5 separate regions of the Homo sapiens genome follow, and all the other regions are linked to region 3. A link is a loop called in an ENCODE intact Hi-C map of the cell type or tissue named here. Cell type or tissue: dorsolateral prefrontal cortex. All regions are shown on one strand. Each heading gives the region's core, and the rest is flanking DNA. Links, peaks and the distances in the headings are about the cores only.

What was found. A loop is a pair of places that touch in the nucleus more often than their neighbours do. Peaks named below come from ENCODE experiments on the same cell type or tissue, not always from the same donor. Only the 100,000 strongest peaks of a DNase experiment are listed, where the experiment ranks them.
Region 1: a loop joins it to region 3, with 8 times the contacts of the local background. A loop is called at or near these places in 11 of 110 quality-filtered maps.
Region 2: a loop joins it to region 3, with 9 times the contacts of the local background. A loop is called at or near these places in 3 of 110 quality-filtered maps.
Region 4: a loop joins it to region 3, with 2.3 times the contacts of the local background. A loop is called at or near these places in 2 of 110 quality-filtered maps.
Region 5: a loop joins it to region 3, with 2.0 times the contacts of the local background. A loop is called at or near these places in 3 of 110 quality-filtered maps.

The regions. Positions count from the first base shown.
Region 1 is chr16:51,980,324-51,986,600 of GRCh38, reverse strand. LOC105371259 (a long non-coding RNA gene) reads left to right here. Exons shown (of 3, transcript XR_933563.3): 3 at 350-1,202. Among named protein-coding and RNA genes, the nearest start is that of LINC02911, 94 kb to the left of the region's middle. In dorsolateral prefrontal cortex, for the core only: CTCF peaks have their summits at 3,481 and 3,680 (motif pointing right); a DNase peak (open chromatin) is centred at 3,677; H3K27ac peaks cover 494 bases.
Region 2 is chr16:50,860,306-50,866,582 of GRCh38, reverse strand. All of the region lies in intron 1 of LINC02128 (long intergenic non-protein coding RNA 2128), which reads right to left. Among named protein-coding and RNA genes, the nearest start is that of LINC02128, 23 kb to the right of the region's middle. In dorsolateral prefrontal cortex, for the core only: a CTCF peak has its summit at 3,034; a DNase peak (open chromatin) is centred at 3,002; H3K4me3 peaks cover 884 bases; H3K27ac peaks cover 3,077 bases.
Region 3 is chr16:51,759,648-51,765,924 of GRCh38, reverse strand. LINC01571 (long intergenic non-protein coding RNA 1571) reads right to left here and starts at 3,406. Exons shown (of 3, transcript NR_110916.1): 1 at 3,350-3,406. LOC105371257 (a long non-coding RNA gene) reads left to right here. Exons shown (of 4, transcript XR_001752182.1): 3 at 3,509-3,995. In dorsolateral prefrontal cortex, for the core only: CTCF peaks have their summits at 3,436 and 3,638 (motif pointing right); a DNase peak (open chromatin) is centred at 3,634; H3K4me3 peaks cover 706 bases.
Region 4 is chr16:51,046,951-51,053,227 of GRCh38, reverse strand. No RefSeq gene overlaps it. Among named protein-coding and RNA genes, the nearest start is that of LINC02127, 32 kb to the right of the region's middle. In dorsolateral prefrontal cortex, for the core only: a CTCF peak has its summit at 3,406; no DNase peak of the experiment used is centred there; H3K27me3 peaks cover 918 bases.
Region 5 is chr16:51,634,723-51,640,999 of GRCh38, reverse strand. No RefSeq gene overlaps it. Among named protein-coding and RNA genes, the nearest start is that of HNRNPA1L3, 7.9 kb to the left of the region's middle. RefSeq lists enhancers at 2,872-3,730, 3,187-3,776, 3,777-4,366 and a silencer at 3,768-4,062. In dorsolateral prefrontal cortex, for the core only: a CTCF peak has its summit at 3,257; no DNase peak of the experiment used is centred there; H3K4me3 peaks cover 895 bases; H3K27me3 peaks cover 3,162 bases.

The DNA.
Region 1 (6,277 bases), core at 560-5,559, 220 kb before region 3:
ATCTGGACCAAAAATGTATCCCCTGTTTCCTGCACAGGGTTTTAAAAGAGTATGTATGAATTGTGCATGTAAATATATTAGGCTATTTCACAAGAATAGTTAGGTTCCAGCTTCTTTTGAAAAAAACAGCAGGCAACACTGAGTCCATATTCCCATGAGGGGATGATTAGCTCTAGCTCCTCCTTATTTAGATGAGACCTATGCTGTTCAGTTCACCAGGGTCTTCTCTTCACCCTGGTGGTTTTCTGCCATCGAGGCATAGAATTAGTTGTCATTTGTAATTCTTTCATGGCCCAATAGTAAAGAGGAATATAAATTTTTCTTTTTCCCTTGTCCCTATAACATACAGAATAATGAACCAACAAGAGCGAAGAACAAGTCAAAGAAAATGGCAAAGAAGATATTTCTTTGGGAAAGTGAAGAATCATCCCTCAGCCATCCCACTTCTCTTATTTATGTCACCTGTCTAAGCCTCCAAAAGTATGTGCATTTTGGACTCCTGGCCTAAGGATTCATGTGGATAAATGACTAACAAATGGGCGGAGGTCCCCATAAAAGCACTTTTCTTTTCTGGAGGCTATTCCTGATTGGAGTCAGGAGTTCTATCCTGAGTTAGAGGTGCCTTACTCAGACTCTTGCTTGCGTGAGTGTGGTATGATCCATTCCTTCAGGTTGGCCTCTCGGATGGGTGCCTACTGTGGCCATGCCACCATGCCAGAGGACTGGGTGGGCATGGGCATGAGGGTGCAACAGTGACTGAGGTCTCTACTCTCCAGAGGCAAAAAATAAACCTCAAGGAAGGCTTGAGCCACCAGGGGTCTGACTAAATAGTGATCCTATCAGCCTTATTTTTTTAATTTTTAGTTGACATGTAGTAATTGTACATATTTATGGGATACAGAATAGTATTTCAACACATGTAAACAATGTGTAGTATTCAAATCAGGGTAATTAGTGTATTTCTCACCTGAAACATTTATTATTTTTTTCTGTTCAGTACCTTCAAAATCCTTCCTTCTGGCTACTGGAAAACATAAAGTAAATTGTTAACTATAGTCATCCTACAATGCTATAGAACATTATAACTTATTCCTCCTGCCTTGCTGTCATTTTTTATCAGTTAACCAACATCTACTGTCTCCCCGCCTCCTTTCCCCATGCTCCTGTGACCACTATTCTACTCTCTGCTTCTATGAGATCAACTTTTTTAGCTCCCACATATGGGTGAGAACAGGCAGTGTTTGTCTTTCTGTGCCTGGTTTATTTTACTTACCATAATGCCCTCCAGCCTCATCCATATTGCTGAGAATGACAGGATTTCATTCTTTTTATGGCTGCATAACATTCAACAGTGCATATGCCACATTTTCTTCATTCATTCATCTGTTGATGGGCACTTAAGTTGATTCCATATCTTGGCTATCGTGAATAGTTCTGCAATAAACATGAAAGTGTAGATATCTCTTTGATACACTGATTTCAGTTCTTTTGGATCTAAACCCAGAAGTGGGATGGCTGGACTATAGGGCAGTTCTCTTTTTAGTTTTTTGAGGAAACTCCACGCTGTTTTACACAATTTATCAGCCTTATTTTCGCCTCCTCATCACACATGGCAGATAATTTGTCACGAGGGATGTCCCTCCCAAAGCCTGCCCAGAGTGGATGTGTCCTGAAATAATATTTTGAAATATGAGCTGGTATTTTTCTCTGTACTTTCTGTGAGACCCTGTGTACTCTATCTGCTAAGAACTCCACTTTCATGGATCACAAGAAGGCTAACACACAATAATAAAATGTTTTTGCTTTTCCTCTTTGTAAGAATAGATAAGTTCCAGGAGAGATTCCATGCTCCAAGACTAGAAATGAACCTGCTTGGACGTTTATGCAAACCTCTGCTCAAATGTCCCTTCCTTGGAAAGGCTTTTTCTCACCCACTCAGCTTGAAGTCAGATCCTTCCTCACCACCCCTCATCACTTTCTTCCCACTCTTTCTTGAGGTCATTGTGTGTACATTTTGCTTGTTTAATGGTATGCTCATCACTAAGTTGTGAGCCCCTTTGGGGCTGGTACCTGGTCAGTCTACTCATGGGGTTATCTTCAGTGCAAAGGGAAGAAGCTCAACAAATATTGACCGAATTAATGAATGAGGTGTGTTTGATGCTGGTGGGTCTTTGAGGAATGGCCTTGCCTTTTGCCACATAAATGCAGTTTTTAGGTGGGTGGGGTGTATGGTGGGTGTGCTGGCAATGGAAACCTCACATCAGTGAGGAGATCCAAGAGCAAAAATATCATGCTTCTTCTCAAGTAGAGACTGGGGGTGGGGACAAAACTTCCAGGGTGTACACAACCACGTGCCATGCCTGGGTCAACAGGGCAGCTCATGGTGGGGAAGCAGTGGAAGTTTCCTAGGCACTGGGGGCATGCTGGGTTTAATTCAGGAGCTGATGGGGTTGGCAGGCCTCAAGACTGTTGACGGAGCGCCTGACAGGGATGAGGAAATCTCACGGGTGCCACCTTGAAGAAATGATGACACTGGGGACTAGGGCTGCACCTGTCTCTCTGGTGCTTTCCTACTACATTGGTCCCTCTACTCAAATCCAGATAAAGTGGGAAGACAGACCAACACTGAATCAACTGAAAGTAAGCTTCCATCACTCAGTGAGATGGGAGTCTAAATAGAAACTGAGTTTTTAAAGAAAGTTACATTTCTCACACATCAGTATTTATGAATCGAAATTTCTATTTCTCACATGAACAGTTCCTCGTGGCTGTATTTGCACCACTTGCAAACCACTCATGGATTCCAAGAGTGATGCAGTTATGGGAATAAACTGGAATCCACTCTAATTTATTCCTAAAAGTAATTGTTCCATAAGGTTCCATAATTCAGTTCTTATTTGTCAGGTTACTTGTTAATGTCCATTGCAACATTATGAAAATGTGTTTCACACATGCTGCGAACATAGAAGTAAAAAATAAATTTTGAAGGCACCTGTTGTAATGTTGTAACAGGGAAATACCTGAACTATGAATCACAGGACACGGGTTCTGGTGACAGCTATGCCACCTATTAGTTGTGGGTGCTAGGCAAGTCCCTTCCCCTCTTTGGGCGTCTGTCTTCTCATCAGATGACGGAAGGAAATGAAATGACTCATCAATTGCACGTCATTGTGATAACTGCATACCTGCTGTACTGTTATATATGTAGTGATTTTTCTTTAATTCAACTAAGAATTTGAATATTTCAGTTATGTTGCTTGAAATCATCCAGCAGTAGGATGACTGAACTTTAAATGTCCCTTCTCCCCCTGACACTCTGGCCTGTGCACTGTGATTCTAGAATTGAGAGACTGAGCCATTCCCAAACATCCCGTGAGCAGACAGTCTATTGAGCCCATCACATGAACATAGGGGTTGCCCCCCGTCTTTTTTTTCCAAGGCATGGCTGTAGCTGCAGGTGATTCTTAGATAAATAACTAGAAAATATTTGACAGCCTCACCTCCGTTAAATGTTCTTCCAAGGGATTTCAATTGAGTCTCCAGTTTTCAGGTCATTTAAAGTTTGCTACTTCTAAAGTGCCTCTTACCATCAAGGTGTGATGCAAAGAGTTTTCCATTCGATGCTTCCATTGAAATAAATAAATTGAAATGAAGGCGAGGATTTGTCAGGTTTCCACTAGAGGGCAGCAGAGTAGTGAGAATCAGGGTTCTCAGAGGCTTTGTAGTAGAAGTGTTGACATGTGACTTGGCAATTGAATAATTTTTGATACTGTCCTGACACATAAACACCTAGAAGCAGGTTTTCAAAGGTTATTTGCACACTAAAAGAGGAATTAAGGAAACGAACTTGCATGCCAAAAGTAATTTTCAATATTCTACAAAGAACCGTAGCTTCATTATAAGATTGTTTTTAGAGAATATTCAGCTATCGTTAACTGGATATGTTAAACTTAACTGGCAAACACGCATTCAAAATAAATTAGGCTGAGTGGACCTAAGAAAGTAGATCCAGTGACTAATAAAAAATTTCTGCTGGGATTTGGAGTCTGGCCAACTCACCCAAAAGGAGAAATTGGGCTTTAAGTGATTTTTCTAGATCTTCCAGCCCTGGGGGCTCCTAGGCTTGTGATATTAGCATGGTTAAACAGTTGTGCACATACTGCACGGTTTTGTGTGTGTGTGTGTGTGTGTGTGTGTGTGTGTTATTGTGGTCATTTATTTTTAAGGTATTACTCTACCTTCAGCATAAAAAGTCAGCAAATTATCAGAGTTTATTCCATTGACATTCTCACATCTTGAGAAATAGCCCATTTGTATTATCACAGTTTGATATATTTCCCATTTACTGAGCTTCCTTGGCAAGTTGGCATTTTAATTTAATTATACTTTTTGCTAATGGTCTTTATTTTTCAGTGTCTGTGTGTAAAACGCCCGTAGGTTTGATTATCTGCCCCCCTCCTCTTCCCAGTGCCGAGCTATAGTGCAAATTTATAAACTGACAAAATTCAGTGTAAAATTCAGGAAGGTGAAATTAAGGAATTTGTAAAGAAATCCTGCTTAAATGCTGAAGCCTTTTCCTCACTTGCAGAAGACGGCTCCCTCTTGCATAAGTTTAGTACCTGGCCTTGGTGTCTCCAATAGGAACCCAGAACAGAGGCATGTGGCCTGTGTCCTTGTCCCTCTCTGTGCTGGCTCAGACTCTGTCCCCCTCTGTGCCAGATAAGAGAGAGTTTCTGTGCCAGATCAGAGAGGTTGTCCCTCTGAGCTGACAGAGAGAGGGACAAGGCACAGAGAGGAACGTGGACCTCTAAGAGTTTGAACTCTTCTGAGGGTATCCTCTGAGCACCAAGGGATATAGCAACAATGATAATCGCAGGGTTTTCTTGGCTTATTGATGATGCTGGGAGCTTATGGAGGCTTCTCCCTTTAGAATAGAAACTGATCGTGTAGGGCTGTAGCTTTCCTTGAAGACTGTAGGCTGGCTAGTGGAGTCTGGACCATGGGCCCTACCAGGACCCTAGGGCTGTGTTGGTGTGCATTTAGTAGTAAAAAGGAGCTAATGAGTGGAAATACCCAGACAAGCAAGTACACACATCCATGCTCATATTTCCCACAAGTGTGCACACTCTGTTTCCTTGATCCTAAGATGCTGCTGACTGTAACACACACCATTGATCCAATAATAGCCCTCCAAGGGGAAAAAAAAAGAAGAAGAAGAAGAAGAAGAAAGAATCACTGCCAGATTAAACTTACACATCAATTGTAGGGTACATCCCAGTTTCAGAAATGCCAAAAAGTGGAAAACAAAGGCTGATTTCAAAATCTTGGAAATTTAGCATATCTAATTTTGATAGATGTATTTAAGGTAAAGCTGCCTCCCAAAATTTGTCCTGAAGAAAAATTCAGGATTTGAAACCTATGCAACCACAGTCAAGTTGCTAATCATGATCCATAAATGGGCTAGCAAAGTGTGAGAATAGTCTTTGTCTGTGGAAGTGCTCTGCAACTGTAAAGTTCTGGGCAAATGTTGGCTTTTGGTATTTTATTTCACTGGGTCTGTGTTATCTATTTGTTTTTGTTTTACTCATTTTTTTTACACAGGACCCCTCTCCCCAGGACCCAACCTGTCCTTATGACCCCCTTAACCCTTCATCTGTCTCATCAGCTTGGATGATTTGCCTTATAGAAGTGTGTGGATGACAAGCAATTCATTTAATCAATTTAGTAAAGCCTAGGACCATTTATTTGCCTGTGCTTGTAAAGGTATCCCTCCACTCCCGCTGAGAATGCCGAGAGAAACAGAAGAGTTATAATGGTGAAGGGTTTTCTATTAAAGTAGGGGGAAGTTGTACAAGAGAGGGGGCAGGGACAAAAATAAGTGTATCAGGCACGGTCTTGGTGACACTAGTCAAGAGCCTCAGGAACCTACCCATTGCACACCTCGGACAGAGTGACGCAGGTCCCAGCCACGGCAGAGATGCTGCTGGCTGCAGTACTCACAGGAAGGCAAGAAAGGGACAAACAATTGAAGAACAGGGCGTGTTAATTACCTTACTCAAGGGATCTTATGAAACATGGCGTACATGTAAATTGACACAATGAATATGATTACTGCAGGATTTCATTTTCATGCGGAGGAGTAAAGGGAAAGAGACAGGCTTATATGCCACTCTCTATGATGTTTCTTCTCTCTTCTGCAAACAGAAGTCCTACTCTTATCTATCAGCCTCCTCACTGTCCAGCCTTCTTGGTGATTACGCTGTGTCTCTCCTTTGCC
Region 2 (6,277 bases), core at 367-5,366, 900 kb after region 3:
GAACCCCCTACAGTGATGGAAATGTTATCAGTCACACACTTGTCAAAGCCCAAATTGTAGACTTCAGATGTGTGCACTCCAGTGTTTGACATTTTATCTCAATATCTTAAAAGTATTTGTACACACATACACACACACATCACAAGTATAAGCTGCCTATACTTGCTGCTGTCTCTGTGGCTTTACCTGGCCCTACCCAGTTTCCAGACACATAGCATTCCCAAAGTGTTTCCATACATTTCACTGAGACTTCTAGGAAATAGAGACAGGATTGTGAACTCCATTTCACAAATGAAGAAAATTAGTCACAATTTGTGACTAAATCAACATGTTACAGGGCAGATATCTCTTAGTGGGTAAGAAGTAGTGTTAAAATACTACTTATGTAGTATCACTATCACTACTACTACTACTAACAATAATAGCTAAATTATTTTGAGTAACTAAAATGTATTAGGTCTTGCATTATTTTATCCCATTCAGTGTCTATGCTGGAGGTCGTTCATACCAGCTTGCAAAGGTCAATAGTTCAATTTTCCAAAAAAAAAAAAGTGTCAGTGGGTTGTTAAATACATCTACCATTAAAAATCAAATCATATAAATTTACAATCAAATAAATTATATTAAAAACAAAAGTTAGTAATTCTTAAAAATCATCACTTTCTAATTATTCTCCTATGATCCGTGCTCTTGGGGTTATTTATATCTATTGTAACTTTATAGTGAAAATAGTATGTGCTTGTGTGCTCCTGTGCATCTCTTCCCCACTTCAGGGTTAGTGACATCATGTTGTTTTAAACTGGCCATAGTAGAAGTCTTTACACCGTGGAAATCAGCAAACACCACAAAGCAGGGCTTGATTTATTGTTTTATGGATGATCTGGACTTCAAGAAACTGATGAAAGCTAGGAGCAGTGGTTCACACCTATAATCCCAGCACTTTGGGAGGCTGAAGCAGGAGAATCACTTGAGACCAGGAGCTCAAGACCAGCCTGGGCAACATAACAAGACCCCGGCTCTTAAAAAAAAAATTAAAAATTAGCCATATGGGGTGACAAGTGTGTAGTTCTAGCTAGTTGGAAGCCGAGGCAGGAGGATCGCTTGATCTCAGGAGTTCAAGGTGGCAGTGAGCTATGATCATACCACTGTACCCCAGCTTGGGCAACAGAGCAAGGCTGTGTCTCTGGAAAAACAAAAAAAAAGAAAAGAAAGAAAATGATATTAATCATCAATTCAACAAGAAGTCTCTTATGCTGATGACAAAAAATTAAATTTTTGATAGATATTTTAGTTGTTTCACTTATATCTTCCTCATTTAAAAAAAAAAACAAAAATACCAACAAATATTCATGTCAGAACTATACTCATTTGTCAATTGCAACTGTAGGTTGTCTATGAATAGGAGAGTTTGACAAAAATCAACAAAAGAATTCTTGGAGAATCAACTGGCCATATGGAATTTATCATAAAAAGAACTGTATACTTTATTATTTGTAAATTCTGTATTACATTCCTTTGTATCAGTAAGTTTTATAATTAACTTACATATATACATGCAACTTTTTTATCAAGCTGGTTGTTATACATTTACCAGCACATTATTGATTTAGCCACAACACAAACATATAATAACATATATTATTATAAATGTTTTGTGGAAAGGAAATGGAGAATCAGAAAAATTAATTAACTTGCTCAAGCTCAGAGCTGACTGTCTCCAAAGTCCAGACTTTTATTCACCACACAGTAAAAGCAGCTCCCCAAGTACAACTCTCAGAGCCATGGCATTCCATTGCTAGAAGGGATCTTAGAATTCATCTTAGCCAATGTGTCTCCAACTCCCATTTTATAGCCAGGAAAACTGAGTCTCTGAGAAGGGAGAGAGTCTCGCCCAAAGTCAATACCTGGTTGCTAGCAGAACCAGGACACGTTCTTATTAGGAGCTTCGCCTCTGCCCTAATAGACACCGGAGAGGATTTCAGTGGCCTCTTTCCCTCCCAGTCCATTGGCCCCAAGCACCCAGCAGGCCTGGCACAGAGGGGCACCCAAGAAATGTTTACCCAACGAAGCCAGAGTGAATCTTACTGCACATACTCAGGTTAAAAAGGAATATCAAAATATTTTCTCTGAATCAAATAAAATTTCTCCTCCAAGCCTCCATCCAGCAGGCCTGGCCAGAAAATCAATCTGAACTATTCTTTGTTCACCTGAGAGACCAGGAGGATTCCTTGGGGCTCAGCGAATGGGAAGGAGGGCACTGTAGTTGCCCCCTTGTCATGGTGGCCCTGTCCCTTCACCAAGAGCCATTATGGGTGTAGCCATTTCAGTGAGCCACCATTCCCAGGCCATTGGGTTTCCCAGACACCATTCCGAGGCCAGGTAAGTGGATGTTCCCAAACACAAGGCCAGATGCTCACACACATATTCACACCATCTAAACACTGACATAGGCACATAGAGACACACACTGAGAACCTACTCACACCAACACAGACACCACACCAGTCATCCCAAACACACACCTTATAACACACACTGATGTGCCAGGCCCCATGCACAAATGTACTAACGTCTATACCGCACACTCACACACAATGACACAAGCACAGATATTTGCTGAGATTCCCACTAAAACAGATATGCACACTGGCAAAAACACACACACACACGCACTCAGGCCCTCAGCAGAGACACACACTGTGACCCCCAGCCAGGACAGTGACACACACACCGCTTTCACAAGGACACACACACACTCCCACACAAGCAGACAGACCTGCCCAGACAGAAGCATGCCTGCATCGCAACAGCACAGACATACACCCAAGGTTAGGTTCACACTCTGACATACCCAGCCTCACGAATAAATGCAGTTGGTTTGCACACCCAGACACCAGCACACGCTGCACACGGGCTGAGAAGCAGCATGGGTTCTTGCACACACGTGCACACATGCCCCACGCCTGCACCCACGGAGCCCGCGGGCAGTCCTGGGCCTGTGCTGTTCCCTGGTCCATGCTGCCACACAGTGGAGAGGCGGCATCCTCCCCGGCACCCTCTCCCACCCTCTCCCACCCCTGCCCCGGCAGTCATGTGAATGAAAAGACAAAAATATAGATGGGGTGGGGGAGGCGGGTAGTGAGGAAGGGATGGGGCAGAAGATGAAATAATAATACTGCTGGGTTTGTTCATTTCGGTGATAATTAGCGGCGCATTCACGCCGCCTCACCGGCCGCTCCCGGCTGGTCCCGCGTGATGGATGCCTGGTGGTGCTGAATGCAAATTAGCATAATTTCATTACCGAGGGACCCGTGAAAAGGTTCAATTATAGAGCAATCTCATTAATACCAGGGCTTGTTAAACTAATAGAAAGAGACAGGCCCCGCAGCTCTGAGAGGTAGACATGTGCTCAGAATGCAATTAATGCTGCAACCCCAATACCTGGGCCACACCTCACTCCCTAGGACCTGCCTCGGTGCCCTGCACACTTGGGCTCCCGGAGGAACAAGGGTTCTAGTCTCAGCAGCCTAGATCATGTCAGAAAAGCAGAGCATCCAGCTGGGTCAGCCTTGTCAATCATCTAGTTCACTGTTACAGATGGGGAAACCAATGCCCACAGTAGGGAAGTGGCTCGTCCAAGGTGTGTGGTATAATAGAGGGAACAGAGCAGTAAGGGGGACATTCTGGTGGGGGAAAAGTGATATTCATCCCTGCTTTAGTGCCTGGTTCCATGACACATCACCTGTAAGGAGCTGCTCAACTGTGACTCGGTTTCTCCATTATGACAGAATCCCCTTGGGGACACTCAGCATTCCTTCATCTCTCCCTAAAGTTTCTCAAGGCAAATGCACCCGCCTCAGCCCTTTCACCAGCCTGACTCAGCCACTGTCACCCCCAGCTTCTTGAGATGGGGGCTCTGTCAGAGCCGGATGAGCTGAAGCCATGGCGCATTTGGGGAAACAGCTTCAGCACCATCCTCTCCATCCCTGCTTCCATCCAACCCCCTTCCCACAGCCAACACCCCAGTCTAGAAACTAGAAAATCTGGAATAAACAGCTCTCGTTGAGGGAGGAACTTCCTCCCCTCTTTGGACTCTTGCGAATGGGATGAAGACTGGCACCTTCAACCTTTGGCCTAAGAAGATTTCTTAGGAATGTTAAAATCACCCCCTTATTTGACTTCAGCAAAAAAAATGGGTTGTACCTTAACCACATTCCCCAAAGAACCCTTGGCAATGACCTCATGCCGTGGCTCTCTTTCCCGTCCTGGAATTTTATGCACACTGAGCTGGGTCATATGAATTTGCTGTATTTTTTATCACCTCTGTAATATTTGATTTTTTTCTGCAATTGTAAGTAAAACACCACAAGTCCCAAAATACCCCCAAGCTGGAGAATGACTCACACTATATTACTGAACGCATAAAAATATGCAGTGACTCAGAAGGGCCCAGCAGAAGCAACAAACCCCACAAAAGACCCCATTGTTCTTATTTTAAAGGTAAAGGGGGGGGAGCTAAGTGATTGCAAACTCAGAGGACGGATTCAGACTTTGACTGCTGACACTTGTCAAACTGCCTGTCAGTCTTTGGGGTGTTTTGGTTCTCTCTTTTTCTAATGACATAATGAAGCCAGATAATTTCAAAAGAAGAGCAAGCCCACTGGAGACCTTCATTTCTATTTCAAAGTGATGATGCAGAAGGAGTGGGGAGGCAACATTAGAAATCCTTGGGCCATAAGACCCCAAGAAGCAGAATGTCCCCAGGAAAGCCACAGGATTTCTGACCAGGCTGATACTCCCTCTCCTTGCAGGGGCCTGTGGCAGAGCCTGGGATGGGAGACAGAACACGAGAGAAAAGACTGAGTGGAGTGATGGAACATGAGCTCAGAGACCCAAGGCCCAGGGTCCTATGACACTCGTGACTGTCTGGTCCCTGCAGGATGTGATTGGCCACCAGGAGAGGGGGCTTGTAGAACTGCAGGGAGGGCAAGGGCCTGGAGAGCCTCATCTTACCAAGAAGAGCTTTGAAAGCTTCAGGAGATGCTTCTAGCATTGCATGACCCAGAAACAAAGGCGCGGGTCTAGTCCTCCAAGTTAGTCCTCCACTAGAAAGGTCTAGTGCCTCCAACTAGAAGCACCAAAAATTAATAATGGGAGAATGTGGTGGAGTGGAGGGGGTATGAGTGGGAGCAAAATTCTCATCCATCATCTTGGAAAGTCAATAGATAATGTCCAAAACTGATGAATCAGGAAATAGTGGCAGACATGCATTATTTAGAGATATGGGGCACTGGTGTGGAGACAAGACTGGAAGTTAATGTAGAGGCCTCTGGGGAGCAGGCATGGGTGGGGATGGGTGGAGAAGGGGTCTGGCCTTTGTTTAATATTTTATTAAGGAGCTTTTGTTTATGCTCCTGACTGTGCCTCCAATTCACCCATTCCCATCACCCTGAATGGTTTTACTGACTCCCTGAGAACTCGGATAGGAGGGTTTGTCTGTGTGTGTGCCTATGTGTGTGTGTGTACACATTTGCACCTCTGCCATGCATCCCATAAATCACCACTGGGGGGACAGTGACCCAGCCTCTATTCCATCTGGGCCTCAGATTTTCTAATCTGCCTAATGAGAAGCTTGAGTGAGGGCCCTTTCCCTCTGACAGCCTGAGGCTTTGTGTTAACAGAGTTTAAAGTCAAAAGACCCAGATTCTAACCCCGCTTCTGCCACTTCCTAGCTGTGTGTCCTTTAACAAGTCACTCGACCTCTCTGTGTCTATTTTCTTCTCTCTAAAATGAGCAGGCTGATGAGAGCTGTGCACATCTATGGGGTTGCTGCAGCCACATCCTTGGTTTTCAGCCTCCCTGGACTCGCATGACACACCTCTGCCTCCCCATTCCATCACCTCCGTCCTTCCACTCTGTCTTCCTTTCCCTCATCTCATCTCCTCTCCTACCCACTGGCAAGAAGTAGCCTAAAAGCTCAAACCACAGTGAAGGATCAGGAGATGAGAAAGAAAAAGATTAGGAAGGGACATGGGCAGATGGATGGTAGAAGAAGGGGCACCAAATATGGCTCTGAGTTAGTCAGAACTCTTTGGGCTGAGAGTAATAAAACCCAATTCAAACCGGCTCCAGAAAAAAAAAAAAAAAAGAGAGAGAGAGAGAGTGAGAGAGAATTAATTGATTGACTTATATAACTGGGAGCCAAACACCACCTTCAGGCATGGCTGGATTCAGGGGTTCAAGCAGTGTCCTCAAAAACCCGCCTCTCTCTCCATGT
Region 3 (6,277 bases), core at 771-5,770:
TTTTTGGTTATGTCTAGATTTGGCCAATAGAGTCCTGAGAGCACATCTCCATTCTAGAAAAGGAGCTTGCAAAACTGTAGCATGTACTTGAGAGGGAAAGCCCCTGGGATGCTCCAAAGATGAAGTGGAGGCGCAAGAAAATATTTCAATGAAAACAATTTGAATAGCATTTTTCAGAGCAAGGTCCTTGAATTGGTTCCATTCATGAAATAGAGTACATGAGGATTTTATATTTTCAAAAAAATTCATCCATTTGTCTTTGGGAGGCATAGTCCTGTCAGAGCCTGGTCTCCTTGGTGGGCACCACACCCAGCAGACACAAAAGCTTCTCCTGGCTTGAAGCCACCAGCAAAGGCAGCCTCGGCTTCTCCAGCACCTTGGCTCTGGGTTGAGTCTCACCTGTGTTGAATGGTTTCTCTGCAGGAGCAATTTTAAGGCTAAAAATAAAGTCAAAAGAGAAAGGAAAAAAAGAAAGGAAAATAGGGAAACATCACTCTTCTATCTCCACCTGGCCTCATGTACTGCTCTTTGACATTCATTAGAAAAACACAAAGTCCAAGTGGGAAAGAGGGAGTTCCCAGGCAAAACAAGATTTTGCTATCATTTGCAAGAACAGTCCTTCTTTCTGTTGCCCCTGACTGCAACCTTCCCTCGCCAGTAATAATGAGCCTGTGAAATGCTCATGGAGATCTGTTGTTAGGCTGGGGCACTTGGATCTAATTCTAGAAGGTTCAGATCTTCAGCCTGTTGCTTCTTATTTCACTGGTCCAGAAAGAGCCACTCAGATGATAAGACTGGCAGAAAAGAAGGGCATGGTGTAAACAAAGTCCCTGTCTCACCTGGAGCCCTTTTTGCCACTTGCAATTATATGGTTTCATTTCAGTGCTTGCAGCTGAAGCTGACCTTTCTTTGCATTACAGCTAGTTTCATTAACACCTTTTTCTTTTCTTCCTCGGTGTGAGGTTTTATACTTTGGTTTTGATGGCCAGATTGCTTTGGGGAGCACAGGCAGCTTGTGGCACCATCCTGGGCACAGTGGATACTTACAAAAGACTTAGATGCAATTTTTGCTGCTGAATTCCAGTTGGAACTTCAAAAACAGATGAGGTTAACAGAGTGCATGTCTGATTTTTAGAAACCTAGTGTTTTAGAACCAAAATGGACTCGAGGACTTAATAAGGAACTAACCCCTCCTTTTAAAAATAATGTAAGTGAGGCTCAGATGTCATAAGAGACATGAACAAGGACACTTGGTCACAGCATAGCCAAAATATAAGGTCACATTTTTGCCCTGAGGTTGGCCACAATATGGAATAACAGTTTTGCCACCAATCTTGAAGTCTCAAGATAGGTAACCAATGTAAGTCTTTGAAATAATGCATATTAGAGTATTTTAAGATTAATCTTTTTATCCAGATAAGATGAAATGGCTTTAGAACTTTTGCTTTAATAGGAAGAGGAGGCTAATTGGCACACTCTTTGCTTGTATCTAACTGTGTGCTTAAGAGTGTGAAATCACTTGGTAGAACAAAGTCCTTAAAACAATCATGAACAATGGTGATAGAAAAGGAAGCTGTGGGACTCCTCAGCCAGAAAAGGGTCTCTAGGTAAAGATTCACTTTGCCAGGAAACCTCACAAATTATAAACTAGTGGCATTTCCAGATGAATGGTATTTTACTTTATGGTTCTTTGAAGCACGCGTGAATCATTCTGAAATGATTATATGAAGAACTGGTTTTATGACGTGAGCTTATGTGGTACGTTAGCTCCCAGTTGGCTATCCTGGGGAAGCAAAGACAGTGTGGTTAATCGAGAGAATCAAAACTAAATTTCTAGACCTGATTTCTGACCCTAGCTGTGCCTCGAACCAGCTGTGTAACTGGGCAAATTACTTTGCCTCTGCCAATTTTGGTTTCCTGGCTAAAGATTTTTACTAGAGGGTCTCTAATAGGTTGCCAGGTTGAGAAGGAAAAAAAAAAGTAAGGAAGAAAGGAAAGAAGGAAGGGAGAAGGAAGGGAGGAAAAAAAAAAAACAAAAACAACACACAGGCATCCACTTAAATCTGAATGTCAGATAAACAAAGAATATCTTTTAGTGTAAGTATGCCCCACGTAATATCTGGGACATACTTACACTAAAATCAAACCACTATTCATTCTTTTTCTGAAATTCAAATGTAACTGGGTATTCTGTAATTTATCTGGCAACCCTAGGCCTCCAATTCTATAATTAATGATTCTGACTGTATTTGTTTCTAAAAGTGTATGAAGGAGAGAGAGAGAGAGAGAAGCAATCCCCTGAAAGCACTCACCAGCCGGTTGCTAGTCTGCAAAAGGACAGCTCATGGCATTAGAGTAAAAGTCTCTTTAGGCTGAGAGGCAGCCCTGGAGAAAACAACGCCCTTTCCTGATGACATAGGCCCCTCCCATGGCTGTCCTGAGAGCCAGACCTCTTTGTGGGCCTAGAGAGCTCTGTGCCCTGAACCGTCTCAGTGGCAGGCAGTGCTGTGCTGAGCGCCCTAAGAAAAAGCCTAGTCCCTTCCATACACAAAGACAATTGCAATTAATCCCTGTTGTGAGCCACCAGGCACCAAGGATCACAGAATCCTCACAACAGGGGCCTAAACAAATCATCCTTAGGTGGAAACCAGGAATGGATCCAGCCTCCCCTTTCTCCCTAAGTAATGTGGACATAGAGGGCATCCACCCCAACCTGTTTGTTATGGGACTGGGTAAGAGTGGGAAGATAGAGCAAGATAGAGAGAGGAAGAGGATGTGAGATGCTGGAAGTCAGTGTTGCAGTCAGTTAGCAAAAGGCCGGGTAGTTAGAATTGGGATACCGAGATTTCCCCCACAACCTTAAAAAATAATTGCAGGTAACACTTTATTCTGTGTTACAGTGAGGTCCCTCCCTTAAGCATAATGACTGCTTCTTTGGTCCATTTAGTTTGGGTCTTTTGCAATTTATCAGAGATGAGTTCCCTGGAGTCTGGGATCCCATTCAAAGCAGTGTGGGCGCACGCATAAGTGTGTTGATTGCATTTCCACAATCCTCAGATTCTGCCCTTGAGAGGGGCTGTCCCTCCACTGATTCCTGGAATGGATGGGCAAACAGAGCCCCAGTGTCTCCAAAAGCACTTCAGAATCCCCCTCACCACCACCGCCACGCCGCCAGGAAATGAATTAACCTGGACACCCAGACAGCTGCCATTAACTCGACCTCCCCTCCATAAAGAAGCACGCAGAGCCGGAGTGTAAAGAGGATATGGTTAGGATACGATGTTTAACAGAGAGAAAGAAAGGAGGAGAAACAACTGTTTGCTTTAGATGCAAATAAACTCAACTTCACCTTTAAAGCTGAAAACCTGTGCCCTTGGCAAGACGTTTGGGGACTGTTCCAGAGATATTAATCTTCCTCCGTTTACATGTTAAATAGATCTTTGGAAACGGTTTCTCCAGCACTGTTTTTTCTCTCCGGCACAATCTCCTTCTCTCTTTCTTTTTTTAGTACAGTCAGGACTCCCCAGCAGCGAGAAGCCCCGGGGGACGAAGGTGGAGGCACCAAGCCGTGTGGATTTCAGAGCCATCCGCGGCTGCCGGCTGTTGGGGCGGCCAGGAGTGGCCTGCCAGCAGATGGCGCTGCGCCGCACGTTATGGACCCTCGTGTGCCCGACCGGCTCAGGGAAGGAGACAGACGGCTCAAAGTTTCTAGTGCCATTCCTGGACTGAAACAAATGTTTGTGGAATTAAGTAGTGATTTCCTTTAGTGTGCGCCACTCTTACTGGCTGTGTTTTCAGGCCTAGATGTTAACATATGCCACATATTACTTTTTTTTTTTTTTTTTTCCTGGTGAAGTCAGGGGTTTCCAAGCACTCAGCCTCATCCTAAGTGTTCATGTCAACTAGCAAAGGTCTGCATTTTCTGATAAAATAACTTATAAAACTTCCATATTAAGAGCTAAAATGGTTTGGAAGACAAAGAAGTGCTGAGAAATGTAAGTAAACAGAGCACCTAACATTTTGTCTTTCTAAATAAACAAACGGGGAGGGAGGTGTTCCTTTATTAGGCTCAAAAATTACTCATGAGAGCGGCCAGGAGGAGATTCAAGGCATTCGGGAAAAAGTGTCTCTGGCTACTGGGGGGAAGGGGGTTGCATTATGTGATTGCTGGAAACACTGAGGTGCAATGATCATAAATGTAGAATCGTGGAGAAAATTTAGGATATGCTCGGAACACCCAAGGCACAGCCAGAAGTCCCTGGGTTTTCAGAACCCAGTTAAACAACAATGGGTTAAGGGTGATAGGAATTGCCAGTGCAATTGCTTCACCATGCCAAGTGGCTCCATTAGTTAGGGTTCAGTATGTATTTAATGTTGCCATAAAATCTGTCTTCTCAAAGTAAACAAGGCAAGTCTGTGAGCATCTCCGACAAGATGTATGAAGCTTTGTTTGGGATAATGGATTTGACATGAGTAAAAACACTGGGGATTAAATGGACCCAGCACGGATAAATATGACTAATTGTCATCTCCTCGTATCAGCGTAAACATCTCTAGCACCGCATACTAGGGAGAGATGGTGGAGCAAGGGGGTTTGGGGGCGATTAGTCACTGCAGAATTGATTCACAACTGATTGATTAAGCAGGGATGGAGGGGAACATTGAGGCCTTTCCTTCCACATGGAGGTGAATGTCGCGTTTTAGAATTTCCAAGCATTTCTTGCTCAGATTGAACTGTGAGTCACAGCCCTAAAGAGTGAGTACACAGCTGTTCTGTTGTGTGTGTACACGGTAACTTTGGGCTTCTTTTTCTTAAATGTTCATTAATCTTTTAAAACTGGCAGAATGGCCCGAGCATCTTTTACACAAAAGAACAAGATCTGAAGTCTTGTCATGGACTTTTTAGAAGTTTTCAGCAAGCGACTCAATTCCTGTTTCTCTTAATGTACATAGAGATAATATTTAACTTTCCTCACCTATGTTACTGCTTTATTTTGTAAATATCGCTATGTGGATTTCTTTTTCTTAGATGATGAATACATATATCTAATACTAAAATACATTTTTTCAAAGTAAGCAATATTCTCAGGCTTTGAAACTTTCTCATTTGGAGCAGTAATTATATTTAAGGTCATTAAATAATCTGAAAGAGAATATTCATTTACTAACATATGGTTTTTAACATTTGATTCTGTTTTTTCTTTTTACCTGTTTTCATTTTTTAAGCTAAAGTTCAAAGACATTTTCTAACCAAATGTCATTTATCATATCAACATATGCTGTTTATACCGTGAATATAGTTAACGTAGTGAAATGAAACTTTAGTTGTGTGAAAAATAGCAACTTTTAAGGCTCACCAAATATTACAAACACTGCAAATTCTTTCTGTAATATCCAGAAGTTGATTTTGGATCAAAATTTAGAGCTGTCTTTCAAACAGAGCCACATTAAATTTAAAATTAGTCAAGGATTACAGTTTGCTATGAGAAATGTCTCCACCTCCAATATGAGCAAATGTCATCAAAGTGAAAGGGGAAAAAAAGAAAAGAAAAGAAAAGATGGGATTGTTTTGACACAAGTGAGAGAAGCTTAGTGTCGCTTCATTTTTAACCTCATTTCAAATTATCTTTTAACCACCCTGATATTTCTGCTTGGAGATAATCACATCTCATCAGCCTTCTCAAAACCCGGCAGCTACATACCCGGAGCTAATGCTTCTTGTTAAATCATATTGCTAAACAAATTGTTACAGCTCCCGCAGCTGACTGATGGAAATCAGCTTTGCTGGACAGCCTCTTTTTCTTTTCTTTCCATCATTCAATTTTATTTTCTTTCCGTGGGTAATTTTAATCTTCCAGAAGATGTTTGATTGTTTCTCCTAGAGAGGTAGGACATGAGTTTTAAAAATGTAAAAGCAAATCTGCCCTATAGGTGATGAAGATGGAGACCTGTTGCAATGCTCCTGGGAAAATAAACACATGGATTCACATCTATGTTTAATAGAAGAAAATCTTTCTCAGGAAAAGCAATAAAATGTGGGGACTTCAGGAGAAGAAAAGTTACCCTGGTTATAAACATCCACAATCAATTATTCCTAACATCATTTAAGAATTCACATATTGTTGAGGTTTAACAAACACAGCAAGGAAACTGGGCTTATTTATTTTAGCAGTTTTGCATCTGCAGATGTAAAATCAAAAGCTCCCTGCTTAACATTTGAAAAACTCCTATGTAAATGACTGACCGCCTTATCTTGACACAATTTGCCTCAACTTCA
Region 4 (6,277 bases), core at 843-5,842, 710 kb after region 3:
CAGAAACAATCAAGCCTGTAAACTGATAGAGGAAACACATATAATATATTTTTTTTGGGTGGGGGTGGGAGATGGAGTCTAGCTCTGTCACCTAGGCTGGAGTGCAGTGGCATGATCTCGGTTCACTGCAACCTCCGCCTCCTGGTTAAAGCGATTCTCCTGCCTCAGCCTCTTGAGTAGCTGGGATTACAGGCATGGGCCACCACACTCAGCTAATTTTTGTATTTTTAGTGGAGATAGGGTTTTGCCATGTTGGCCGGGCTAGTCTCAAACTTCTGACCTCAAGTAATCTGCCTACCTTGGCTTCCCAAAGTGCTGGGATTACAGGCATGAGGCACTGTGTCCATCAGGAAATACATTCTTAGAGAGAACCCCAGGCTTCCAATGAGATTGAACCCCAAGACCCATGAGAGCCACATCCTGACCTCCCAGTGGTCAGCATCATCCACATCTGAGTGAAAAGGGGAATTTTACTTATTTACCCATTTGTTTATCTATTGATTTAGGAGGCTCAGCCACTCAGAGAGAAGCCAAGTGACTTTTAAAGTTTACTCAGTCATGCATCAAGCAAATATTATGTACCTACTGTTCCAGATATTATGCTGCCTTTGTATGTGCTTTATTATTTTGTCCTCAGAGCACCCTTATGAAGTGTATAGTATTCTTACGGATGATAAAGTGGAAGCTCAGAGAAGTTAAGCAACTTGTTCAAGATCACACAGCCAGGAAGAAACAGAATGGGGCAGGGCCCTGGACTAGCCAGTCCCAAAGACCATCCCCTTTCCACAGCAAGTTCCTACTCCATCAGAATTCTTAGTCATTTGTTATTGGGCATCTGCTTAAACAGTTTTTATTGGAGTATAACATACTCCACATATCATATCAAGAACACATATCAAGCCAGGAGCAGTGGCTCATGCCTGTAATCCCAGCACTGTGGGAGGCCAAGATGGGTGGATTGCTTGAACTCAAGGGTTCAAGACCAGCCTGGGCAACATGGCAAAACCCCACCTCTACAAAAAATACAAAAATTAGCCAGGCATAGTGGAGCATGCCTGTAGTTTCAACTACTCTGGAGGATGATGTGGAGAATCATTTGAGCACAGGAGTTTGAGGCTGCAGTGAGCTGTGATCATGCTACTGCACTCCAGCCTGGGTGACAGGGTCAGACTATCTCAAAAAAACAAAACAAAACAAAACAAAAAAACACACATCATTAGGGTGCAGCTCAGTGAATTTTCACAAGATGAGCACACCCATGCAAACTTTGTTTCTTGTAATGAAACAGAAACAGATCATCAAAGCACCCACCAAGCCACACTTGCCTCTTTCCAGTTACTACTTCAACCCTTCAGAGGAACCGCTCTCCTGACTTCTAACAGCTCAGATTAGTTTTGAGCTTGGTATCAATGGAATCACACAGGATGTTCTCCTCCACACTTGGCTTCTTTCATTCAGCATAAAGCTTGCAAACTTCAACCAGGTGGCTGGGTATGGTTGCATTTCTTTCACCCTCATGGCTGGATAGGATCCCATTGTGTGAATGGACCACAGGCTATTTATCTGTTCACTGTTGATGGGCACGTAGGCACATTCCAGTTTTGTGCTGTTACAAATGGTACTCCTATAAGCATGAACATTCCAGCACATGCTCTTCAGTAGACACATGGATACATTCTTGTTGGGTGTACAATGAGGAGGGATGTGCTAAGTGTCTTGCAAGCAATCTCTCACTGACCTTATGAGCTGGGACAATTATTAGTCTAATTTTACAGATGAGAGAGTTAAGTTTAGTGATATTCCCAGATAGAAAGTAGCAGACCCCATATAAATTCAGGTCTTTGACTCCAGAGCCTGAACCCTTCATCACTACATTGTACTACAACATGCTGTGTGTCAGTTCTTCAACTATGAGCTTACAAAGTCCCAAACAGACAAAGGAGACTGACTTTAACAGAGGTGGCTAAGAGCGCAGACAGACAGCTGGACTGACTTGGATCTAAATCCCAGCTTCATCACTCACCAGCTCTGTAGCTCTGGACAAGCTATTTTACCTTCCCATGCCTCAGTTTCCTCATCCATAAATTGGGATTGTTGTGAGGACTGAATAAGTCGATGCATTTAAAATACCTAAAATAGCATGCCCAGCATGGGTGAAATACATAGTAAATATTAGCTGTTAGGACACTGTGAGGTAAGTAACATGTGGTTATGAACAAAGCAAAATTGCCCTAAAAGTAGGTTTAACATTGTGTGGTTTGCACCAGATCGTTACAGTTGGAGGGGAGCTCTGTGCTCTCCAAATCCAAAGTCCCCCCTTTACAGAGGGGAAAGCTGAGACAAAGGGAGGCAAAGGAAGGAGAAGTCTTACTCCAGGCCACCCAGCCAGTTAATGGTAGGGTGGGGACTCACGGATGGCTGACAGGGCTCTTTCATGACAGTGATGCTGTGGATGAGGGAGATCATCAGATTTGTTCCTTTTGCCCCATTAAAAAACTTCGAAACAAACAGCAGAACTTTTCGGTTCCCATTTCACCTTCCAGCCTCTGATCTCGGTCTCTCCTTTGTCAAGAGGCGCTTTCCAGGTAGGGTGACCAACTTGTTCTAGTTTCCTTTGGACATTCCAAGTTTTAATACTGGAAGTCTCACTTCAGTCCTGGGAAAACCAGGAGAGTTGGTCCCACCTCCTAGCCAGCCTACTGCCTGGCTGTTGTCCTCAGAGTTAATCATTCCTGGAGCCTGAGTGGTTTGCTTCAATGCCTCGTTGCTGCTGGAGAGCAAGAATCCAGGCAGCTAAGACTTGAATTGAAGCAGTTATTTTCCCAATAACAGACATGAGCTATCCTTTCAAAGAGGAGTGAACAGAAAATGCAATCAACTTTCAGAAATATGTAGATGGACACATGCCTGTCACACATGGCATTCTGCAGCTTATCGCTAGCTCATGCATGTTTTCTCAGTTGCTGCTCACTCCACCCGATAAGACTGTTCCTATGTGTTCATGCACACATGTACACAGGCATGCACATGCACTCAAGTACCTATTTTGTTAATTTATGTACACATCTGGCTTATTCTTCACTTCTTCCTTCAAGCTACACATAAAGGGTGCTCAGTAAATATTTGTCAAATGACTGAAAACATTTATGTTTGATGTCTTCAAGACTATGTCATGACCCACTGGAAGAGCCACAGAATGGGAGCAGAGGAATCTGGCTTTGAGTCTCAAGTCTAGGGATTTTAAAGGAGCTCAGTCACAGATGGAAACAGGAGCCAGTAGGCAATATTTTTAGAATCCATGAAAGAGGGGGATTAGACCATAGAGACTGGGGATCCCCTATTCTATCTAAAGGGGGCAGTCTCTACTCACTTCCAATATTTGTGCTGCCAAATAACAAACATGATTTTTTTTTGCCAGGGGGAGGGTTGGGGGAATGGGGATCAGTTTTGCTGATTTTTAAATATTGGAAGCAGACAAAAAGCAAAAACAGGCAAAAAATAGTGTGTGTCAAATCAAACAGAACGGAGGCATCTGTTGACTTCTCAAGCCTCTGAGCTTGCAGCCTCTGACTTACAAGCTAGGGAAGCTTGGGCACATCACCGAGTCTCTCTAAGCCTCAGTTTCCTCAGCTGTAAAATAAGGAGGCAATTCCTTGCCCTGCTTTTCTCTCTGCTGGGCTGCGAGGCCTTTGCGTGAAAGCACACATAAGATATTATGATTCATCGCCACCTGGGGCAGCCACTTACTTTTAGTATTGTGTCAGAAGTGATACACTTATTGGTGCATGCACATTTTCTAAATACGTTGCAAAGTTGTAATGCTTCTCCCATACTGTCAGCTCATAGCAGATTTTTTTTCTCCTTTTCTGCATTTCCATAGACAAGTTGAGCTGATAGTTTTAGGTAGTAAATTTATCAACGGCTTTGAAAGAAGCCATTTTGCTGAAGTTAAAATTCCTCTAAATTTAAAGCAGACCCACCCAGTTGATGGAATGAAGGGAAACTGGAGAATTTTAGTAGAGTCCAGCCCCTGGGTCATGTGCAGGAGGATATAGACGCTGGCAGATACATTAGTCGAGTTTAATCAGGGAAGCAGAACCCACCACGACATATGTGTGTTACATCAGTGTGACCTTACACACAAGAGAGCTGGTCAGGTGGGCTCTGTCAGGCCCTGCTCCTCATGCCTGATGCTGGGACTTGAAGTCCACAAGGCAGCAATTGGGAAGGGAAGATGGAAGTAAAGTGGGAGGAGCAGGAGGAAGCCAGATGCACGGTGTGAGCTGGAGCCCAGGAGGACAGACTGAAACCCCTGTCAACTCCTGTTGTCTCTGATCTCGGTGCTGTGGGTGTCCTACAGGAGAGAGGACCCTTCATCAAAGTCCAAGAGGCTGGAGGAGGAACCAGGGGGAGGTGGGGCCTTGCAGGCTCAGCTGTAGCCTCACACCAACGAGGTGAGTCAGCAGATACGAGGTGAGTCAGCAGATCCATGAAGGCATGTGGGAGCCACAAAAAGGGCTGCTACCTCCCCTCTGACCTCCATGTCTCCCACAAGATGCTCCTTTCTGGCCTACCCTCACCTGAAATCTACAGGGAAGGGCATTGTGGGAAATGCAGTTCAGCCTGGCTAAACTGACCCTTTACAAAGTCATCACAGCAGATAAGTTGGAATTCAATGATGGCAAACAAGAACATGTTTTCTCCCAGTGATGAGGCTAGAAAGTCAGCAGCTGGACACTGGATGTCTGGTTGTTCTTATGTCCGGAGGGTTGGGTTTGGGCCAATTGGTCACATGCAACAGTTCTCCAGACAGAGAGAGGTGAGGATCAGAGCAGAGGGGAGGTGGGCCGAAGGCTTCTCTAGTAATCCTGGTTCTAGCTCTAGGCAGGGCCATGCAGGAAGAAGAGCCTTGCTGAGCGGGACAATGGTGGGAGCTGGGGCGTCTCATTCCTCAGAGGCCAGAGGTGGAAAAGCAAAGTGATTCACCATTTTTAAGCAACAAAAAGGGGGATGTCAGGGAGGTAGAGCTCTTCAGAGAGTGAAGAGCAGGGTCCTTGGGGCGAGTGGTGATAATGTCTGAAGCTTGGTCACCACCTTAAGAAGTTTGTGGCATGAGAAAGACCAACTCGTGGTCAGTAGACGATAGCCTATTTCAGAGAAAAGGATCACATGGTTAGAAAAATACAGCAAACAGAACAAAATAGCCTGCGTGTAGCATTTTATAGTAATCTCCTCCTTCTCAGAAGCCAACGTAGGCAACCTCACCCAGTCTCCAGCCTCCCTCAGCCCCCTCAGTGACCAGTGACACCCTCAGGTTGGGCACCTGGCTGGAGAGTGGCCATCACTGATGTGCTGAGCTGGGCAGGTTCCCCGCTCTCCTAGGAACTTGAATTAGGAGATACTGAAAACCAAGAGGGAATTAAGCAGAGAACCATAGGGCTTGAAGCAGAAAGGCTAGCAAATAAAAAGGGCCAGCTGGTTATTAGAGAAAGAGGCCATCTTGGGCCCTGCCTAGGCTGGGGTGTGATGGGAGAAGCCACTCAAAAGAGGGCCAGAGGGAGCAGAGAGGGGCAGAGATTGCCTAAAAGGAGGTTCTCTCCCCAAGCCTCTGCACCCCAAAAGATATACCCATTTTAGGGCTTTTCTATTTTTTCTTTTTCTTTTCTTTCCTCTTTTCTTTTTTTCCTTTTCTTTTCTTTTTTTTTTTTTTTTCATTTTTTTTTTGAGATGGAGTCTCACTCTGTCACCCAGGCTGGAATGCAGTGGCACAATCTCGGCTTACTGCAACCTCCGCCTCCCAGCTTCAAGCAATTCCCCTGCCTCAGCCTCCCAAATAGCTGGGATTACAGGCGTGCGCCACCACACCTGGCTAATTTTTGTATTTTTAGCAGAGACTGGGTTTCACTATATTGGCCAGGCTCGAACTCCTGACCTTGTGATCTGCCCACCTCAGCCTCCCAAAGTACTGGGATTACAGGCATGAGCCACTGTGCCCAGCTGCTGCTGCTGCTTCTGCTTCTTCTTCTTCTTCTTCTTCTTCTTCTTCTTCTTCTTCTTCTTCTTCTTCTTCTTCTTCTTTCTTCTTCTCCTTCTCCTTCTCCTTCTCCTTCTCCTTCTCCTTCTCCTTCTCCTTCTTCTTCTTATTTTTTGAGACAGAGTCTCGCTCTTGTCGCCCAGGCTGGAGTGCAATGGTGTGATCTTGGCTCACTGCCACCTCCACCTCCCAGGTTCAAGTGATTCTCCTGCCTCAGCCTCCCGAGTAGCTAGGATTACAGGC
Region 5 (6,277 bases), core at 661-5,660, 120 kb after region 3:
GAACTGTAAGTCCAATTAAACCTCTTTTTCTTCCCAGTCTCGGGTATGTCTTTATCAACACCATGAAAACGGACTAATATAGCTTGTTAGAAATGCAGAACCTCAGGCCCTGCTCTTTTCCTGGAACTGTTTCCTCAGATTCCACAAGTTAACAATATCCTCAAGAGATTTTTATATACATTAGAGTTCCAGACAGGCTGCTCTAGGAAGCTCTCACAGTCCCCTATCACCTGCATTTGGCGCTCCCTTCTGCCATGTGGGAGAGGGTATATTCAAGCAGGACAACTGAAGAAAGTTGAATGATGGGAAATCAACAAATTGAAGTAATAAGGCTAGCAAATCAGGGAGGTGCCATCACCCCTAACTCTGAGAGGGCAAAGACAAGAAGTCAACAGAATCCTAGAAGCTGTGCGAGGGAGCCCTTTGACGGCAAGTGTGGCCCTCAGTGGAGGAAGAGGGGAATGTACACTTCTCCAGCCAAGGGGAAATAGATACCCCATCTCTCCCTCATTTCCCCCTCTATCTGCTGTGAATGTCTTTGTTAGGCGTTGGAATGTGGCCCTTAAACTGAAGTTCTAAGCCCCAGGACCTCAGAATGCGCCCTCATGTGGAAATAGGGTTGCTGCAGATGTAATTAGTTAAGAAAAGTCATGCTGGAGTAAAGCAGGCCCTTCATCCAATATGAATGTGCTTATGAAAAGAGGAGAGATGCAGAGACAGAAGCATAGGGAGAGGACAGCCATGTGACCACAGAGGCAGAGACTGAAGTGAGGCATCTACAAGCCAAGGATTGCTAGAAACACCAAAAGCTGGAAGAGGAGAGGAGGGACTTCTCTGCAGGTTTCAAAGGGAGCATGATCTTGCTGATACCTTGATCTTGGACATCTGGCCTCCAGAACTATAAGACAGTAAGTTTCTGTTGTTTTAAGCCACTTGGTTTGTGGTACTTTGTCAAGGTAGCACGAGCAAAAGAAGATAGCTTTCCATTGGCCAAGTCCAATCAAAAGCCAGAGGTGAAAGGATCCTGCTGAAGCCATTCATAAAAGGATGGGAAAGGTGGAGACTGAATCTTCAGGGGAAAATAAAAAGTATCCAGCAGGTGGGGACTATGAGATTAGATTGATGGAAAGGTATTAGGTTAAAAACTAAACAAAATTATCTTTTTGTAAGAGTTACCAAACCTGGCTGTTGGTAACTCCCCTCCCTGGATGTATGAAAGAATCCTGGCTGCTCCCTCCAGTATGTGAGCAGGAGGCACATGAGCAAACCTGTTGATATCATTTAACCCCTTGATCCAGCAATACCTGAAGCTTTCATCCTTGGAATCCACCACTGTAGATACAATAAAGTCCCTCTTTGACTTGAGCTACTGTCTCCAAACACCTAAATGCCAGAGAATGGTAATATATTTTACTTAATTTCATGGCTCTGAGAAACACAGGGATCCACACTAAGGTCCTTCTGGCCAATCTCAATATCCTCCCTGAGAGAAAGAAAGTGACGCCTTTCAGACAGGAAATCTGTCTAGGATCCTGCCCCCGTGAAAGGGAGTTTTTCATAAATGGAGTATCCAGTTTCTTGCAGCTCCTTTTATGAAAAATCAAAAACAACCTAGGTGCCCGACAAAAAGAGATTAGTCAAATGGATTTTCTACATCCATACAATGCAATTCTCCACAGGCAAAAATTATGACATGGAATGATTGTTTTCCAAATGTCCTCTACAAGATCCAAAGTTTCCTCAGAAACCTGCAGAGACAGAGTGGTGTAAGTATGTACACTGAGCTACCAATATCATAATCCTGATTTCATCAGAGCATTTTTATTTTGACCTATTTTTATCTATTTGGCTTCCAAATAATATTTCCCTTAAAAGAAGAGTTCCAGGCAATGCCTATAGGCATGTCCATTGGCTTGTAGGTGGCTATTATCTACCTTTCACCCCACATGGGTAGCACTGGAAGAGTAATAGGGTAGAAAATTTCTAGGTTTGATGAAGAGCAGAAAAAGGTCTGAGAATGATTTGGCAGACTGGTGACTCAGAGTTCACGTAAACTGATTCACATGGATTAAGAGGCCAAGTACAGTGAGGAAAAGTCCCTGGACCAGGAGAAGGGAGAACTGGGTTCCTAGCCCCACTGTCCCAGCAGCAGGTAGTATGCATGAGAAGGTCCCCTCCCTCTGTGCTTAAGGACAAAGCTGTCATCCGCATGACCTCTCAAGCCTGCAAGGACACAACCATGTTCTTTAGTACTATGGAAGCCCTTATGTGATGTCAGAAAGAAATTTCCAAGGATATCTACAATCATGCAGTCTGCATATCCATTCCTCACTTCAACTTCCCTTATATATTTCCAACTCCTTTTGTGAACATGAGCCAGACAGACACATAGAAATGGACTATGACTAATACAATTTTAGCTCATCATCTCAACAATCCTAGGAAATAGATTTCATCATAACTGTCATTTTATAGAGGAGGAAACTGAAGCTCAGAGGGGGTAAGCAATTTGTCTAAGGTCACACAGCTAGTAAATGTCAAAACCAGGCTTTGAAGACCTGATGAGCTTTTGGTCTTAATGAATATGTACTATAGACCAAAAGATAGAGACATCTTTTCAGGCTTCGAATTTAACAAATTTGAGGATTTAAATAGCTATAGGTATAGATTATATTGAGGGAGGAGAGGGAATAGACAGCTTGTAACAATTTCCAGGGGGTGGTAGAGCTGGGAGAGGTAGTAGACTATGGAATCAAGCCTGCTCATTCCTCATAGATCCAAAGCTCAGAGAGAGGATGTGACTTAACCAAGGTCATGCAATTCTTTGGCATTCATTTCCCAACTAAAACCCAAGATTTTAAAGTCAAGATTAACTGCCCTTAACTCTATAGTTGATAACTTTACCATATTCCCTGAGATGTACTTGTTGTACTTCTTGAGGTCTTGAAGAAGGTTTTTTTTTATTTTTTAAAAAAATGCCTCTGGTGTTCTGCTCAGCCTAATGAACTCATCCAATTTACCAGACATACAAAAGTGAAACGAATCTGACGCACAATCAGTTAATCCTTTATCTTCCTTGGCGGCAGCCTCGGAAACAGCGGGAGGACAGTCCCCCAGCCTGCAGTGGTGTTACGGATCACAACGGAAGCATATTGTCATCAGATTAATTTTCCAACCCTCCTACCCTAACCACAAAATCCTGAGAGAACGAGTGTCAAATACACTTAATAATTGCATAATTATGACATCTGTTACTCTCCAGCACCTCTTAGTGGAAAATTAACTGAAGAAATAGCAGGTTCAAAGATGTGTTAACACTCTGATAGCAGATTTAATTGAAATATGACGGGGGAGGATAATGGAGATTAAATTAAGCTCTCAGATAATCATCTGACACAAAGATAATTGAGCCAGCCTCTGCCACGTTGATGAACGCTTCAGAGAGGCTGTGCGGGTGGCATTTCGAGTATCTTATCCTTCAGGCAAAATGGAATTCTCCTCCCCCCTCCTTCTTCTCCCTCTCTTGTCATTCAACATTTGTATCCTCCAAATCGATAATGTGAACAGCAGCATAATTGGAAATAAAAGATGATCTGAAATCCACAGGAAATTAGGTTGAGGCGCGTGGAGGAAATACAGTCTCATCCTGGACACAAGGTAGATTTTTATGAGATGTGCCCCTACTCTGCAGTTTCTCCAGGAGTGTTTTCCCAGTGTCTCTGTCCTCAATGGAAAGAAATGGCCGTATGTGAGACCGGAAGGTGGTCCATAAACATGAGAATGGAGGAGTCAATAGGAGGCTTCCTCTGCATTCCCTTACAACAATCACTTTGAGCTCTTTCTCCTCTCCGCAGGAGCATTATCTTGCTTTATAGGGCAAGTCCAGGAAGCAGTGTGTGACAAAGAATGAGTACCCAGTGCTGGAGGGCATGGAGCAATCCATCGGCAGCTCCCGGTGGTGATGAGTGAGTGTCCTGCGGCAGAGGGTGGGGTGGCATAGCAAGAACAGTTGAAGGCAGGAAGTGGGAAAGCATTCTGGTTACTGTCATGCCAAGGGTCAGCGGCCAACAGTCCGGGAGAGTCTCCTTGCATCTGTCTTCCTCTAACAAGGTAATGCCTCCCTGTCAAAGGGTCGTGAGTGGCAAACCAGTGTAGAGAATAAGGTGGTGTCCTGAAAGGCAGTCTTCAGTCTGCTCCCACTCCACCAGCACTCCAACTACTCAGAGTTTCAGGTTCAGGATTTTATATGAATGGGGTTGATCTGCTTCGCTTAGGTGGAGTCAAAGGAATGTGGTCGCATCTCCTTGAAGCAACTCCATCCCATTTCCCACTTACTCTTCTCTTCCCTGGCATCACCCCGCCCATGAACACCATAAGAATTTCCTAGTCCTGGCTGGGCGCGGTGGCTCACGCCTGTAATCCCAGCACTTTGGGAGGCCGAGGCGGGCGGATCACGAGGTCAGGAGATCGAGACCATGCTGGCTAACACGGTGAAACGCCGTCTCTACTAAAAATACAAAAAATTAGCCGGGCGAGATGGCGGGCGCCTGTAGTCCCAGCTACTACTCGGGAGGCTGAGGCAGGAGAATGGCGTGAACCCCAGGGGGCGGAGCCTGCAGTGAGCTGAGATCGCGCCACTGCACTCCAACCTGGGCAACAGCGAGACTCTGCCTTAAAAAAAAAAAAAAAAAAAAAAAAAAAAAAAAAAAATCCTAGTCCTGACCTCTCTCTATGCTATGACATAGTTAAGGGGAATCCCCTTGGGGATGGAGGAGGCAATGATGCGAGTGCCCCTCACTGGGGCCCTAGACATGACACGGGATGGAAAACATTTCCCCTCTCTGGTGCAGCCATGGCTGAAGCCCAGGGTGCCTGCTGGGCCTGAGATGAGGGGCTCTGGGCAAGCTGTGCATTCCAATGGCCACCACATCCTCCAGTTCAGATCCTGACCCTGGTGGTAAGTCCTTCAATGGACAGTGGAGCCCAACAATCAGGGCATTCCTTCCAAATTCTGCCAGAGAACCAACACTCAAAGTAGGTATCTTTGTTCCTACAAAGTCTCCAAGTACAATGCCCAGGATGGCAGGGTAGGGTCTGGCACCCAGAGCCTCATGTATGGCAAAGCTCTCCTTTCACCACCAGCCTTCTGTTTCAACCTCTTCAAAAGTTAATTTAGGACACTTCTACTTCCTCCCTATTTTTGGGTTTGGAATAGAGCCCAATATTCTGAAAGATTACAATAATGTTTAATTTGGGTGGAGAACAATGAGGCTCTCCATTCCATCTCTTCCTTCCTGGAAGAATTCCATAAATTCTATAAGTATGTTTCCCCAACTGCTGGATATCCGCAATAAATTCCATGTCGTTAGACCCCTAGTTAACTTATGATGGCAAAGTTTGAAAGATGGTCTTGTCCCATCTCTCCTATTACTTTTGTCCCAAATTGTTAATTTATTGAAGCATAAAAAAGCAAGGCATCTCATGAGAAAGAGACTTAAGGGTTTGTTTTAATCATCCTCCTGTAGTCAAGTAATATGGCACCAGAAATTGTCTTCAAAGAGAAGATTCCCGACTCTCTTCTGACCTCCCTTTTTATCTACAGGATGGGTGTGTGTGGCCCATAAATCAACTGGACGCACTTCCCTTTGTTTGCACACTGCCACCGACACAGGCTTGCTATGAAGAAGAAGAAATTTTGCTCAGAGGAAACTAGAAAACCTGAACGTGTACACAATGCTGACATATTTTGTTGCTTTCACCCCTCTTAAGAATTTCTACCATTCCTTTGAGAAGTTGATTATTTTTAAAACTGTGTATCATTTTGTCTTCTTGGGCAAATTGCACAGTCAATGATATGTTTCACCGAGTATGTAAATCCCTTTTACATATTTCAAAATAATATCTAATTAAAATGTCAAGGTTATAGCTCATGAGGCTAGAGTGGACAGGGCTCCACCCCCTCCCTCAGCCTCTCAAAGTAACATTTAAAGTATGTCCTATAATTAGGAGCAATTATAAATTCCAATTAAAAAGAAACCTGCATAACTCTGACAGTATTTTTCTTTGATGTTACTGGCTTTAATTTATGTGCTTGTTCCACCAAATTGTCTTCACTTCCTCAGATATGTTCTCAGACAGAAAAGGCTTCCAAAACTGCAAAGAGAAAAACAGGTCAAATCTGAGAAAAGTAGTGAAGTTCATTAAAAAGGGTTATTGCATCTATAACTTCTGGACTTGGTGCTCATTGATTAGAGATTAAACATCATCCTTTGTACTA